Linked DNA regions of Homo sapiens: region 1 is linked to region 2. A link is a loop called in an ENCODE intact Hi-C map of the cell type or tissue named here. Cell type or tissue: Calu3. All regions are shown on one strand. Each heading gives the region's core, and the rest is flanking DNA. Links, peaks and the distances in the headings are about the cores only. Region 1 overlaps TMEM178B (transmembrane protein 178B). Region 2 overlaps AGK-DT (AGK divergent transcript).

Evidence for each region. A loop is a pair of places that touch in the nucleus more often than their neighbours do. Peaks named below come from ENCODE experiments on the same cell type or tissue, not always from the same donor. Only the 100,000 strongest peaks of a DNase experiment are listed, where the experiment ranks them.
Region 1: it touches region 2 in a loop (2.6-fold over the local background); 6 of 110 quality-filtered maps call a loop at or near these places.

What each region holds. Positions count from the first base shown.
Region 1 is chr7:141,230,104-141,233,020 of GRCh38, reverse strand. All of the region lies in intron 2 of TMEM178B (transmembrane protein 178B), which reads right to left. Among named protein-coding and RNA genes, the nearest start is that of TMEM178B, 160 kb to the right of the region's middle. In Calu3, for the core only: no CTCF peak of the experiment used is centred there; a DNase peak (open chromatin) is centred at 1,340.
Region 2 is chr7:141,532,359-141,535,275 of GRCh38, reverse strand. The region is part of intron 1 of AGK-DT (AGK divergent transcript); the gene reads left to right. Among named protein-coding and RNA genes, the nearest start is that of AGK-DT, 18 kb to the left of the region's middle. In Calu3, for the core only: a CTCF peak has its summit at 1,754 (motif pointing right); a DNase peak (open chromatin) is centred at 1,795.

The sequences.
Region 1 (2,917 bases), core at 137-2,636, 300 kb after region 2:
AAGTTACAAGAGAACTTTCCACCTAAGGGAGTGGCATCATCCACTCCCCTCTGGCTTTTAGGGAGGGCAGCTCACAGCTGTACTCAGATCATCTCCTCAAGCTTCTCTCAATCAGGCTGTGGTGCCTCCATTACTAATCTCCTGCTTCCTGAGTTTGGGGCATGACTGCTGGATCCCCAAGGGCTTTGTAGCAGGGGGCTCAGGGCTCCTAATGGGACACAGCCCTGCCTGCTGGTAAAAGTAGGGTGGCTGGAGATCCATGAACACCATGGAGCCAGGGAAAGCTTTCTGGCAGGAGAAGAAAGCTACAGAAAGAGGAAGTAAGGAAGCTGAGCCTCTAAGGTTACATGGGTTTATTGGCATTTAATTCATATTTTTACTTCTATTTCAACTAAGAATTAAAATGTATAGAAAAAGCAATGCTGTGCTTGTGTGCTGCTGGATTTAGTTTGCAACATCACTGATCATTTGAGAAATGCAAATCAAAACCACAATGAGATACCATCTCACACCCGTCAGAATGGTAATTATTAGATAGTCAAGTAACAACAGATGCTGGCAAGGTTGCAGAGAAAAAGGAATGCTTTAACACTGTCGGTGGGAATGTAAATTAGTTCAACCATTGTGAAAGACAGTGTGACGACTCCTCAAAGACCTAGAACCAGAAATACCACTTGACCCAACAATCACATTACTAAATATATACCCAAAAGAATATAAATCTTCTATTATAAGGATACATGCATGCATATGTTCATTGCAGCACTATTCACAATAGCAAAGACATAGAGTCAACTCAAATGCCCATCAATAATAGACTGGATAAAGAAAATGTGGTACATGTACACCATGGAATACTATGCAGCCATAAAATGGAAAGAGAGCATGTCCTTTGCAGGGACATGGATGGAGCTGGAAGCCATTATCCTCAGCAAACTATTGCAAGAACAGAAAACCAAACACCGCATGTTCTCACTTATAAGTGGGAGCTGAACGATGAGAACACATGGAAACATGGGTGGGGAACATCACACACCAGGGCCTGTAGGGTTGGGGGTGGCAAGGGGAGGGACAGCATCAGGAAGAATAGCTAATAGATGTTGGGCTTAATACCTAGGTGAGGGGTTGATCGGTTTGGCAAACCACCACGGCACATGTTTACCTATGTAACAAACCTGCACATCGTGCACATGTGCCCCGGAACTTAAAATAAAAGTTGATGGGAAAAAGGAAAGAAAGAAAAAGCAATGCTGCCTAGGCTAGATCATGTGGTCAGTTATCTGAAGCCCAGCTAGTTGACCGTGGGAGAACTGCCAGTGGAGGGAGCCATGCCACTGTGCAGTTTCCACCAAGCAGCAGCAAGTCTCCACCTTGCAGATGCAGTGGCAGAGAGGGCCCTTCCAGCCCCCAGGGAGCAGGCTTTGCTTCCGTCTCTAAATAGGAATGCTGCAGAGGAGATACCATGTCAAATAGAAAAAGAAAACAGGAAATGGCTGGCACTGGGTGCGGAATTATTTTACTAAGCAAGTGTTTATTTTTCTGAGGCATCAGCAATTTTTTTTTCAGGTTACATACTGAGTAACTGCAATCATTGATTACATTAATGGATTGCCTCTGGAGAAGGAATCTAATTACATTTTTGTACAAATTGCAAAATGTAGATTAATTTCAAACTTCCTTGGCAGCCTTGTCGTGTTTTTTTTTTTTCTTCTCTTGAGCTCTAGGTCAGGAGCCCCAAAGCATGGCAAAGAAACCTGAACTTTGAGAAGGCTTTGTTTGTTCATTCAATAAATATGCACTGAGCTGCTTGCCTTCTGTATGCACCAGCTCTGTTCTAGGCGCTGGAAATGCAGAGGCAAACAGGACAATGTCTCAGTCCTCTTGGGAGTTCCCCAAGCTGTAAAAGAACTTCAAGAGAGAAAAATCCCAAATGTTCCTGAACCCATTTAAGTAGCTGCTGGGCTTTCCTTTCTGAACATCACTTAGGGCTTGGTGGCTCTTATCCAAAGGTTGTCCATTTCTTTAGCCCTGCAACAGAAATCTAAAAGAGTAGGAAAGTGGGAGGCCAAGGGAGGAGGATCACTTGAGGCCAGGAATTTGAGACCAGCCTGGGCAACACAGAGAGACCCTGTGACCTGCCTTCAAGGTTCAGCCTCTGCTGTCCTATGAGAGAACCTCTGAGCTGTCTTGTAATCTACAAAAAATAAAAAATAAAAATTAGCCAGGTGCAGTAGAGCACATCTGTAGTCCTAGCTACTGGGGAGGTTGAGGTGGGAGGATTGCTTAAGCTCAGAACTTCAAGACTGCAGTGAGCCATGACTGCACTACTGCACTCCAACCTGAGTGACAGAGCAAGGCTCTGTCTCAAAAATTAAAAAATAAATTTTTTAAAGAGTGGAAAAAGATTAAATAAGGGGGAAAGTGAAGAGGGTAACAAGAGAAGTAAGGAGTCTTTGGCCAAGTGGCACACCCACTGAAGACACTGATCTACTCAGAGATGGCAAAAGTAAGGTAACAGGACAGTAGAGACAAAGAAAAGAAAGAGAGAACTTTACAAAGGAGAAGTACAAGTGGCTGATAACCATTTCTTAAATTCAACCTTTCTTATAATTTCAAAAATGAGTAACTTTTTTTATCAATCAAATCAGCATATATCTTAAGGGGAAAAGGATTTTTCAATGTAGGTAAAATTTGGTAGGGCTATAAACTGCCTCAGTTTTTCTGGAAAGCAATTTGGCATTATATATCAAGAACCTAAGAAATGTTCATATCTTTGAGCCAGTAGTTCCAATTCTGGGCATTTATCCTAAACAAATTATCAGAAATATGATCAAAGATTTATGCACAAGGATTATCATTATAACATTATTATAATGGCCCAAAACTAGTTCAACATAAACATTTAACTTTAGAAGAA
Region 2 (2,917 bases), core at 263-2,762:
TAAGCCCTGGGAGGGGCAGGTTAAGATGAGCCAGCAGAGCGGGAAGCAATCCAAGAAGAGGAGAGAGATGTCAAAGAAAGGAAGAGAGAGGAGGCCATAGATACGTTTTACATTCTCATTGAGAGCCCTGGTGATAACCATTATGCCACTGAAATCCTGTTCTCCTACATTAATTCTTTCTTAAACAAGCAAGGTTACAAACAAGTATTTTAAAACAAAATTATGCTGTGAGCTGTTTTTGGCAAGTGTGCCCAAGGACTATTTTGGAAGACTGAATCCTCATTCAGTTCACAGCTATCTCTCTAGTCCAGATCGCTCCAATCAGGCTCTCCAGCATATTATCTTCCAGACCAGCACTAATCACTGTGTGCTTTATAGAGCACTATTTCAGAGGAGAGTTAATAGATATACGTACACACTCAAAAAAAAAAACCCCGAGAAAGAACAATAATTCCATGAGTGTTGCTAAACATGTATGTTTATATTAGAATTCAATAGGACTGTGGATATACAAATGAGCATAGTGAATTTTCAAAAGGATATTATAGTACACAGCATTGTATGTGGTATTTAAGTTGGAAATAAAACTCAGACTTCTGGACTTCGAGTCTAGTGGATTCAAGAGGTCTGGTAGAAATACTACTTGACTTCAAGACAGAAAGTCCACTTTCAATTTCCAGCTCTTCTGTTTAGTGTCTATCTAGGGGTGGTTATTTACAATTTCTGTCTTTCTTTCTTCATCTATATAAAGATAATTATTTGACTTACCTCATAGTGTTAATCATAAAGATTAAATTAGTATATGTAAAATCACCTAGTCAATATCTGATGCTGAATAAATGTAAGTTCTCCATTTAATTCCAAACCACATTCTCTTAAAGAAAAGGCAGATTTTAAAATTTCATTGTGAATTGTATAACTAATATAATCACCATGAATTATCAACAAATTAACTGCAATCTAATTAATATTTACAGTATTACATATAGAAACTGACCTAATTTAAGGTCAGTTAACAAGTAAAAGGAATATGAGTTAACATTATACATAAGATATTTAATGTATATATAACACATGAATTGCCATTCACATTATGAACATTCTAGGGAATTCTAGTTCCTGCATGAGACAGACAGAATGACCCAAGCCTTTAGGGGAACACTGTAGTTTGTGAGTTTAGAATAGAAATGAAGCTTATTGATCCATTGGTAGGAGAATATCAGTGCAATTGTAGCAAAACAAAGCAAATATTGAAAGAAAAGGGGTACTTTGAAGCAGCATAGCAAAAGAAAAGGCACACTCCACACAATTCAAGTTCTTGCCTCATATATTGGACATTTGACCTTGGACATTTCGTAGGGTTTTACTTGCTTTAAATATGAAATGGAAATAACACTTCCCCTGCCTGGCGGCAGGGGCTGGATCAGATTCTCTTTTTCCCTTCTTGGTGCTGCATTTCCTTTGCACGGCTTTAACTTTTGATCTTGGCCTCATTGTCCAAAACTACTCAATGTCCAAAACTGCAAAACGGTATGGGCAACTACAAAATCCTACTACTAACTGTGTATGTAATTGCTGAGATTAAGTTTTGTGACTTAGAATTCTCTGATGTGAATCCTAAAGCTCTCAATTTGCTCATTATGCCCACATAGTCTCTTATCTTAGACCTTAAGAGGAAAGTTTTAATCCTTGCAGCTTTAAACCAAGGCATTTGAATCTTAGTCGGTTGCTTTGGTAGTGCAGCCAGCCTGAAGAGCACACCACTAGGTGGCGCTGAAGATCCGGCTGTAGAAGGAGAATTGTCCATAAACAGAAAAGCGTTTTTCCCTCTGGGTTCCTCTATTAGCCAGCGCCAGCCTAGTGTTTGCTTTATTGTCAGGGATCTTGGAGATGTCTTGGCTTGAGTCTGACGCAAATAGTCCCCCTGCAGTGCTCAGCAGTTTGTAAAGGGGGTCTGGGGCCTGGCAATAGTCTCTCAAAGGCCTTATGAAAAGATCATTAATGACCCTCACTTTCTGCCTCCTCCCTCCACCTTCCCTCAGTCCCCAAGTCTGGCGGCCTATCCTGTGCTTCTTCAACCATTCATTCAAGCATCTACTGCATGCTTTTTTTTTTTTTTTTTTTTTTTTTTTTTTTTTTTTTTTTTTTTTTTTTGAGACGGAGTTTCGCTGTCGTCACCCAGGCTGGAGTGCAATGGTGCGATCTCGGCTCACTGCAACCTTCGCCTCCCAGGTTCACTGCTTCAGCCTCCTGGATAGCTGGGATTACAGGCACGCGCCATCACGCCCAGCTAATTTTGGATTTTTAGTAGAGACAGGGTTTCACCATGTTGGCCAGGCTGGTCTCGAACTCTTGACCTCAGGTGATCTGCCTGCCTCGGCCTCCCAAAGTGCTAGGATTACAGGCGTGAGCCACCACACCCAGCCTATTGCATGCTCTTATGGATCAGGCATACAGCTAGTAGTGCTGTGGTTTGAGAGACACATAACTTTAGCATTTCTTTCTCGATCTGCCATTAGTACCGAACCCAGGTACGGTGCATTAGGGTGACTGCTCAGGCTCTGCACTTAGGGGATCAGGCTGCTGGCAGCTAAGCTGTATTTCAAGGATGGGATAGAGTGGATATATTGTGTTTCTTATATTTACAACCAGCCCAGAATCCCTCCCTCCTCCAAAACACAACATCTGCATGAGGGCCTATAGCCTCCGTCCATCCTCCCATATCCATCTTCCATTCTTCACCTTTTTTTTTCTCTTTCGCATAGCTCTTGATACTATTTTAATTGAACTCTAAGGCAATGTAGTCTTTGGTCATTTTTTTTTAAGTAAAAAGTCTGTTGGGAATACACTTATAAATTGGAATATTACTCAGCAATGAAAAGAAATGAGCTATCAACCTATCAATTAAAAGACATGG